Linked DNA regions of Homo sapiens: region 1 is linked to region 2. A link is an interaction called in ENCODE POLR2A ChIA-PET data of the cell type or tissue named here. Cell type or tissue: Caco-2. All regions are shown on one strand. Region 1 has its middle 34 kb from the start of EAPP. Region 2 overlaps SNX6 (sorting nexin 6).

Region 1 (5,000 bases), 110 kb after region 2:
GCTTCTCAAAGTGCTGGGATTACGGGCGTGAGCCACTGCACCCAGCCAGATAATTGTTGATATTCTTCTTTGGTACTACATGAAATCTTTTTTTTTTTTTTTTTTTTTTTTTTTTTGAGACGGAGTCTCGCTCTGTCGCCCAGGCCGGACTGCGGACTGCAGTGGCGCAATCTCGGCTCACTGCAAGCTCCGCTTCCCGGGTTCACGCCATTCTCCTGCCTCAGCCTCCCCAGTAGCTGGGACTACAGGCGCCCGCCACCGCGCCCGGCTAATTTTTTGTATTTTTAGTAGAGACGGGGTTTCACCTTGTTAGCCAGGATGGTCTTGATCTCCTGACCTCATGATCCACCCGCCTCGGCCTCCCAAAGTGCTGGGATTACAGGCGTGAGCCACCGCGCCCGGCCTACATGAAATCTTAACAAGTATTACCTTCTTTAAGGTTTGATGCTTAAAGATGTTTCCAGAGCAGATTACTGTGTGATTCCTAGTGCACTGGGTTGGGAAGATCTGCCCTCAGTGTTGGTGGGCACCATCCGATCGGCCCAGAAAGAACAAATACAGAAGACAATTTGGTCTCTCTGAGAGCTGGGACAGACTTTTCTTCTGTTGCCGTGGACATCAGAAACTTGACTGCATGAATGTGTATTATCACAATGTTGACTTTTTTTTTTTTTTTTTTTTTTTTGGATAGAGTCTCACTCTGTCGCCTAAGCTGGAGTGCAGTGGTACTATCTCGGCTCACTGCAATCTCCGCCTGCTGGGTTCAAGCGATTCTCATGCCTCAGCCTCCCGAGTAGCTGGGATTACAGGCACCTGCCACCATGCCCGGCTAATTTTTGTATTTTTTTTTTTAGTAGAGATGGAGTTTCACCATGTTGGCCAGGCTAGTGTCGAACTCCTGAGCCCGCCACAATGTTGACTTTGTGTGAGTAAGCAGTGTGCATGTATGTGACAACGTTGAAACTTCCTCAATAAAGGAGGGGAGAGCCAGGTGCACTGGCTAACGCCTGTAATCCTAGTACTTTGGGAGGCCGAGGAAGGCAGATCACCTGAGGTCAGGAGTTCGAGACCAGCCTGCTGCACTGCACTCCAGCCTGGGCTGGAGGCTGCTGTGAGCCGAGATGGTGCCACTGCACTTCAGCCTGTGTTGTGACAGAGCGAGATCTCTCTCAAAAAAACAAAAAAAGAAAAAGAAAAAAGAAGAGACGTTCTTTTTTTTTTTTTTTTTTTTTTTTTTTTGAGATGGAATTTTACCCTTGTTGCCCAGGCTAGAGTGCAATGGCACGATCTTGTCTCACTGCAACCTCTGCCTCCTGGGTTCAAGCGATTCTCTTGCCTCAGCCTCCTGAGTAGCTGGGATTTACAGGTGCCTGCCACAAGCCCAGCTAATTTTTGTATTTTTAGTAGAGATGGGGTTTTACCATGTTGGCCAGGCTGGTCTCGAACTCCTGACCTCAGGTGAATCTCCCGCCTCGGCCTCCCAAAGTGCTGGGATTACAGGCATGAACCACTGCGCCCGGCGAGATGTTCTTTTCGTACATCTGCATTTGTGATAACATTTCTCCAGATCACCAGGCACGGTGGCTCATGCCTGTAGTCCCAGCACTTTGGGAGGCCGAGGCGGGCTGATCACCTGAGGTCGGGAGTTCGAGACCAGCCTGACCAACATGGAGAAAACTCGTCTCTACTAAAAATACAAAATTAGCCAGGCGTGGTGTTGCATGCCTGTAATCCCAGCTACTCAGGAGGCTGAGGCAGGAGAACTACTTGAACCTAGGAGGCAGAGGTTGTGGTGAGCCGAGATAGCACCATTGCACCACTCCAGCCTGGGCGACAAGAGCGAAACTCCGTCTCAAAAAAAAAAAAAAGTCTCCAAATCTTGGCTGTTTGGGTGACCGAATATGTGATGGTGACCCATCAAGTTTTTTGATTGATCTCATCAAAGACTTAGCTTGTTTGTCATGGTATTTCAGATACCTGCAGTTATAAAGCTGGGTGCACACAATTACCAACTACAGTGATGTGTGTTTATATGTTTCCCATTTCGACCTATTTCTTTATGAATATGGCTTGTCTGCTCATAACTGTTATGCCCATACAGCTGTTGTTAGCATATCTGAGTGTTTATACTTGTAAAAAAGTGAATGTTATTATTGTCTGTTTTATTGTGTAAGAGGTTTATGAAGCCTTCTGTTGTGTTTTTATATATTTCTCAATAAATCCCCCTTAAAGACTTTTAAATGATTTTTTCCAGAATTATATTTGTAGGATTTTGATCTTTTAGAATTTCAACATTCAGGATGATGGCATTCAGGACTGTGCCTTTCAGGACTGTGATTGACTCCCCACCCATAGGACTGCTGAGTGTCCTCACTGCAGGCTTCCCCTGGAGTCAGTGATCTAAGACCAAGACGAAGGTACAAACTGCAATATCTTTTATGATCTAGCCTTGGAAACAACACACTGTTACTTCTGCCTCATTCTGTTGGACATAGAGTACAACATGATTCCATGTTACACACCTTCCCACATGATTCCAAGTGGGAAGGTGTGTAAACTAGTAAGTGAATTCCAGGAAGCAAGGATCACTGGGGCCATTTGGTGACTGGCTACCACAATAACCTTCCAGCTTATCTCAATGGAAAGTTGTAATGACTCTTGTAAACCTTATCTAAAAGGGTTTAACTTATCCCCTACCTTGGGAATGTGATACGCTGATGTTTGTTCACTGTATGAGGACTCTTCCATTTCTCCTATGTTCAAAGTCCATCTGAAACTCATATAATTAGAAAGACCATTTAAAAATGGGTTGAAGTTTATCTTTTTGTTTGTTTGTTTTGTTTTGTTTTGAGACAGAGTCACGCTCTGTAGCCCAGGCTGGAGTGCAGTGGTGTGATCTCAGCTCACTGTAACCTCTGGCTCCCAGGTCCCCGTTAAGTGATTCTCCTGCCACAGCCTCTTGAGTAGCTGGGATTACAGGCATGTGTACCATACCCAGCTAATTTTTGTATTTTTAGTAGAGACGGGGTTTCACCATGTTGGCCAGGCTGTTCTTGAACTCCTGACCTCGTGTTCTGCGCACCTTGGCCTCCAAAGTGCTGGGATTACAGACGTGAGCCACTGTGCCCGACCTTTGTTGTTTTTGTTGTTGTTGTTGATACGGAGTTTCACTCTTGTCGCCCAGGCTGGAGTGCAATGGCGGGATCTAAGATCACTGCAACCTCCACCTCCCGGGTTCAAGCAATTCTCTTGCCTCAGCCTCCCAAGTAGCTGGGATTACCATGCCACCACCCCCGACTAACTTTTGTATTTTAGTAGAGATGGGGTTTCAACATGCTGGCCAGGCTGGTATTGAACTCCTCACCTCAGGTGATCCACCTGCCTCAGCCTCCCAAAGTGCTAGGATTACAGGTGTGAGCCACCATGCCCAGCCCTGTTTTATTTTTTTAAATTGGTTGAAATTTAACAAAGTCATTCTTCAGTTCCACGGTGCAGAAATAGTCCTTGACAGGATTTTACTTTAGTCTAATACATAGGGTATCAAGCAGTAGATCTGTTGGCTCTATGTCTTTTTTGTTTTTTGTTTTTTGAGATGGAGTCTTGCTTTGTCGCCCAGGCTGGAGTGCAGTGGCGCAGTCTCGGCTCATTGCAAGCTCCGCCTCCCGATTTCACGCTGTTCTCCTGCCTCAGCTTCCCGAGTAGCTGGGACTACAGACGCCCGCCAGCATGGCCGGCTAATTTTTTGTATTTTTAGTAGAGACAGGGTTTCACCGTGTTAGCCAGGATGGTCTTTTTTTTTTTTTTTCTTTGAGACGGAGTCTCGCTCTGTGGCCCAGGCTGGAGTGCAGTGGCGCGATCTCGGCTCACTGCAAGCTCCGTCTCCTGGGTTCACGACATTCTCCTGCCTCAGCCTCCCGAGTAGGTGGGACTACAGGCGCCCGCCACCACGCCCGGCTAATTTTTTTTTTTGTATGTTTAGTAGAGACAGGGTTTCACCGTGTTAGCCAGGATGGTCTCGATCTCCTGACCTCCTGATCTGTCCACCTCGGCCTCCCAAAGTGCTGGGATTACAGGCTTGAGCCACCGCGCCCGGCCAGCTCTGTCTTTAAAGAGGCCACAGTTTATAATCATCATGAAGGGGTTTCAGAGACATATGCCGCCTTGTGAAATCTCTACAGAATATCAAATGTATGAAACAGGCCGGGTGCGGTGGCTCACACCTGTAATCCCAGCACTTTGGGAAGCTGAGGTGGGTGGATCACTTAAGGTCAGGAGTTCGAGACCAGCCTGACCAACATGGTGAAACCCCTGTCTCTACTAAATACAAAAAATTAGCTGGGCGTGCTGGTGTATGCCTGTAATCCCAGCTGCTTGGGAGGCTGAGGCAGGAGAATTGCTTGAACTCGGTAAGAGGAGGTTGCAGTAAGCCAAGATTGCATCATTGCACTCCAGCCTGGGCAACCAGAGTGAAACTCCGTCTCAAAAAAACAAAAAACAGAAAAACAAAACAAAACAAACAAAAAAACCCGGCCATGCTCAGTGGCTCACTCCTGTAATCTCAACACTTTGGGAGGCCGAGTCGGGCGGATTATGTAAGGTCAGGAGTTCGAGACCAACCTGACCAACATGGAGAAACCCAGTCTCTACTAAAAATACAAAATTAGCCGGGCATGGTGGCTCATGCCTGTAATCCCAGCTACTCGGGAGACTAAGGCAGGAGAATCACTTGAGCCCGGGAGGCGAAGGTTGCGGTGAGCCAAGATCGCGCCATTTCACTCCAGCCTGGGCAGCAAGAACAAAACTCCACCTCAAAAAAAAACAAAAAACAAAAAACAAAAAAAAAAAACCCAAAAAGATTTTTTTTAAATGTATGAAACAGGTAAATTAAGAATGGTATTTTAAATGCAGGAGAGTTTTAATTATTTTAAGTTTGAGAGCAATCTTCTGCACTTACATTTCTTTACAAATTATGAATTTTTAGTGTTTATGTATTTATTTTT
Region 2 (5,000 bases):
GGGAGAATCACTTAAGCCCAGGAGGTCGAGAACAGCCTGAGCAACATAGGGAGACCCTATCTCTTAAAAAATAATAATAATTAGCCAGATGTGGTGGTGTACACCTGTGGTCCCAATTGCTTAGGAGGCTGAGGCAGGAGGATCACATAAGCCTGTGAGTATGGTAGGTGGCCTATATATTTGTTAAAGCTCTTTATACTGAAAATCTGTATTTTATTGTATGTAAATTATGCCAAAATAAGTAGAATTCAAGACCAAAACCGTTAAGTGGATAGTACAGGGATATTTTATATAGATAAAAGTTACCATTTAAGAAACCAAGTGTTGTGCTATCAAAAAAAAAACTAAACAATAAAGGGAAACAGTATATTTAGTATAGAAGGATAAGGAAATGGAAGAGAAAGAACTGTTTTAATAACTTGGAATAATCTTGAATTGGAAGAATAAATAACATCTTCTCAAATGTAGATATCTCTGAAAGGTATGCTTCCAAACTGATAGATCAGTAGTTAAAAAAAAAAATCTGAAAGCAAAAGTGTACATAGAGATAGGAAATCTGGAAGAAAAATTTTTGAAATAGGGTCTTACGAGACTGGAGTGCAGTGGTGCCATCATAGCTCACTGCAACCTCAAACTCTTGATCTTCCTGCCTCAGCTTCCTGAGTAGCAGAGACTACAAATGTGGGCCACCATGCCCAGCTAATTTTTTTATTTTGTAGAGACAGGTCTTGCTATGTTGCCCAGGCTGGTCTCAAACTCCTGGGCTCAAGCGATCCTCCTGCCTTGGCCTCCCAAGGTGCAGGGATTCCACGCGTGAGCCACCTTGGCTGGCCAAAATATTTCATATAAATATTAAGAACAACATATTAACAGCTGAGAGGAAATTTTGACAGAATATAAAGGCAAGGAAAATCCTGAAAATGTCTGCTGGTGTATTCGGTTACAGATTTTAAGGGCCTTTGCCTGACGTTCCTGTTTTGATAGGCCTGGGATTCTGTTTCTGGTTTTGGAGTTTTTTGGTTTTTTTTTTTTGAGACAGGGTCTCACTTTGTCACCCAGGCTGGAGTGCATTGGCAGTTTCTTGGCTCACTGCAGCCTCGACCTCCTGAGTTCAAGCAATCCTCCTGTCTCAGCTAGCTGGGACTACAGGTGTGTCCCACCAGGCTGGGCTAATTTTTGTTTTGGTTATTGTTTTCGGTTTTTTTTTAGAGATGGGGTTTTGCCATGTTGCCTAGATTGGTCTTGAACTCCTGAGCTCAAGTGTTCCAATCGCCTCAGCCTCCCAAAGTGTTAATATTATAGGTGTGAGCTGCTACACCCAGCCAGATTCTGTTTTTTTGTTTTTGTTTTTGTTTTTGTGTTGAGATGGAGTCTCGCTCTGTCTTCCAGGCTGGAGTGCAGTGGCACCATCTCACCTCACTGCAACTTCCGCCTCCCAGGTTCAAGCAGTTTGCTGCCTCAGCCTCCCGAGTAGCTGGGATTACAGGCACCTGCCACCAGGCCCAGCTAATTTTTGTATTTTTAGTAAGAGACGGGGTTTCACCATCTTGGCCACATTGGTCTTGAACTCCTGACCTCGTGATCCACCCACCTCGGGCTCCCAGAGTGCTGGTATTACAGGCGTGAGCCACCACACGCGGCCCCAGATTCTGTTTTTTGTTTTTGTTTTTGTTTTTTTGAGATGGAGTCTCGCTCTTGCCCAGGCTGGAGTGCAGTGGCGCTATCTTGGCTCACTGCAAGCTCTGCCTCCTGGGTTCACGCCATTCTCCTGCCTCAGCCTCCGGAGTAGCTGGGACTTCAGTCACCCGCCACCACGCCCGGCTAATTTTTTTGTATTTTTAGTAGAGACGGGGTTTCACTGTGTTAGCCAGGATGATCTCGATCTCCTGACCTCGTGATTCACCCGCCTCAGCCTCCCAAAGTGCTGGGATTACAGGCGTAAACCACCATGCCCAGCCAGATTCTGTATTTTTAACAAGCAACCAGGTTGATTCTTATTAGGTGTGTTTTGGAAATGCTAGACTAAGCAATGAAAACCTCAGAAGTGGAGAAATGCTAGTCATTATTCCAAAACCTGTATGATAAATGAACTAGTTTCCTGTGGCTGCTGTAACAAGTTACCACAAACTTGATGGCTTAAAACTACATAAATTTATTCTCTCACAGTTCTGAAGGCCAGAAGTCAGAAATCAGTATCACTGAGCTGAAGTCAGAGAAGTCAGGATGTCAACCTGGCAGGGCCAGCTCTCCCTCCGGAGGCTCTAGGGAAGAATTCCCTGCCTCCTCCAGCTTTCAGTGGCTACCAGCAGCAGCAGTCCTTGGTTTGGTTTGTGGCTGCATTACTCTAATCTGCCTCCATGGTCACATGACCTTCTCATTAGTTATTGGAGTGTTTTTTTCCTGTGTCAGTTTTTTTTTTTTTTTTTTGGATAGAGTCTCACTCTGTCACTGGAGTGCAGTGGCGTGATCTCGGCTCACTGCCAGCTCCACCTCCCAGGTTCACACCATTCTCCTGCCTCAGCCTCCCAAGTAGCTGGGATTATAGGCATGCACCACCGCACCCAGCTAATTTTATGTTTTTAGTAGAGACAGGGCTTCTCCACATTGGTCAGGCTGGTCTCGAACTCCTGACCTCAGGTGATCCACTCACTTCGGCCTCCCAAAGTGCTGGGATTACAGGCGTGAGCCACCAGTGGCGCCTGGCCTCTGCCTTTTATATATAAGGATAATGTCCTGGCTCGGCGTGGTGGCTCACGCCTATAATCCCAACACTTTGGGAGGCTGAGGCAGGTGGATCACCTGAGGTCAGGAGTTGAAGACCAGACTGGCTAACGTGGCAAAAGCCCATCTCTACTAAAAATACAAAAATTAGCTGGGCCTGGTTGTGCATGCCTGTAGTCCTAGCTACTCGGGAGGTTGAGGCAGGAGAATCACTTGAACATGGGAGGCGGAGGTTGTAGTGAGCCAAGATGGGGCCACTGCACTCCAACCTCAGGGGACAAAGTGAGACTCCATCTCAAAAAAAGATGATGTGATTGCCTTTAAGGCCCACCTGGATAATCCAGGATAATCTCAAAATCCCCATCTCAAAATCCATAATTGAATGACATCTGCAAAGTCATTTATTGACATATAAGGTAACATTTACAGCTCCTAGGAATTTGGATGTAGATACCTCCTGGGGAGCCATTGTTCAGCCTACCACAATAAACATCTTAAAAGTGGCCTGGCCTGGCTCAGTGGCTCACGTCTGTAATCCCAGCACTTTGGGAGGCCAAGGTGAAAGGATTGCCTGAGCTCGGGAGTTCAAGACCAGCCTGGGTGACATAGCGAGACCCTGTCTCTATTTAAAAAAACAAAAAGCCTGAATGTGATTAAAGAAAAAAAGGAGGCTGGACACGGTGGCTCACGCCTGTAATCCCAGCACTTTGGGAGGCCGAGGCGGGCGTATCACGAGGTCAGGAGATCGAGACCATCCTGGCTAACACGGTGAAACTCCTCTCTACTAAAAAAATACAAAAAATGAGCCAGGCGTGGTGGTGGGTGCCTGTAGTCCCAGCTACTTGGGAGGCTGAGGCAGGAGAATGGCGTGAACCCGGGAGGCGGAGCTTGCAGTGAGCCGAGATTGTGCCACTGCACTCCAGTCTGGGTGACAGAGCGAGACTCAGTCTCCAAAAAAGAAAAAAGGGAACAGATTTCTCTTTTTTTTTTTTTTTTTTTGAGACAGTGTCTTACTGTTTTGTCAGGCTGGAGTGTAGTGGCACAATCTCTGCTCAGCGCAACCTCCGCCTCCCAAGTAGCTGGGACTACAGGTGTGCGCCACTATGCCCAGCTAATTTTGGTATTTTTAGTAGAGATGGGGTTTCACCATGTTGACCAGTATGGTCTCAATCTCTTGACCTCATGATCCACCTGCCTCGGCCTGCCAAAGTGCTGGGATTATAGGTGTGAGCCACCACACCCGGCCTCCCCCCCTTTTTTTTTTTCTTTTTGAGACAGGGTTTGGCTCTATTGCCCAGGCTGGAGTGAAGTGGCATGATTTCAGCTCACTGCAACCTCCACCTCTTGGGCTCAAGCCATTCCCCACACCTCAGCCTCCCAAGTAGCTGGGACTACAGGTGTACAACATGTGCCCGGCTAATTTTTGTATTTTTTGTAGAGATGGGGTTTTGCCGTGTTGGCCAGGCTAGTCTCAGATTCCTGAGCTCAAGCAATTCGAATGCCAAGGTGGGCGGATCACTTGAGGTCAGGAGTTCAAGACCAGCCTGGCCAACATGGCAAAACCCCTTCTCTACCAAAAACTACAAAAATAGCTGGATGTGGGGGCGCACGACTATAATCCCAGCTACTCAGGAGGCTGAGGTGGGAGAATCACTTGAACCTGGGAGGCAGAGGTTGTAGTGAACAGAGCACTGCACTCCAACCTGGTTTTGAGACCCTGTCTCAAAAACAAAAAATAGAATTATATATATATATACACACACACACACGTATATATATTTGAAATCATTGAGTAAACAATTTTGTATTTGCATTCAGCATTTTGTTCATTTACAATATAATTAAAATTTGAGATACTAATGACCAGGTGAGATTCTCTAAGTCCTAGGTTTTACAACTAGAGTACTGTCTTTGAAACAGTCTATTTCATGTCTTTGCAGCTGGCTAAGACTTTGAGTGTTTTGACTCTTTCCTAAGTCTCAAAATTACCCAAACAAGTTATTTATTGTTTAAAGAGTAAGAAAAACAGATGAAGTTTAAAAATTAATAAGTAGAAGAGTCTTCTTATAGATGAGAAAGTAGAAGCACTAAATAGGAAATATATTTATTTCTTCAAATGTAGTTTATGGAGTTACTTATTGAGTACTTACTGTATGTTAGTATTTTTCTTAGCACTTTACATTAATATGTTTAATTATATTTGATAGTTTCATTGTATATTCCTGAATATAGAGAGGCAGGAGTTAAAATTGTTGCTTGATAGTCTTCTTATTATTGTG

What was found. ChIA-PET counts read pairs that join two places held together with the same protein. Peaks named below come from ENCODE experiments on the same cell type or tissue, not always from the same donor. Only the 100,000 strongest peaks of a DNase experiment are listed, where the experiment ranks them.
Region 1: POLR2A ChIA-PET joins it to region 2 with 6 read pairs; 2 of 35 experiments call an interaction of 5 or more read pairs at or near these places.

Annotation. Positions count from the first base shown.
Region 1 is chr14:34,503,655-34,508,654 of GRCh38, reverse strand. No RefSeq gene overlaps it. Among named protein-coding and RNA genes, the nearest start is that of EAPP, 34 kb to the left of the region's middle. In Caco-2, no CTCF peak of the experiment used is centred here; DNase peaks (open chromatin) are centred at 2,594 and 2,904.
Region 2 is chr14:34,610,469-34,615,468 of GRCh38, reverse strand. The region is part of intron 2 of SNX6 (sorting nexin 6); the gene reads left to right. Among named protein-coding and RNA genes, the nearest start is that of SNX6, 17 kb to the left of the region's middle. In Caco-2, no CTCF peak of the experiment used is centred here; no DNase peak of the experiment used is centred here.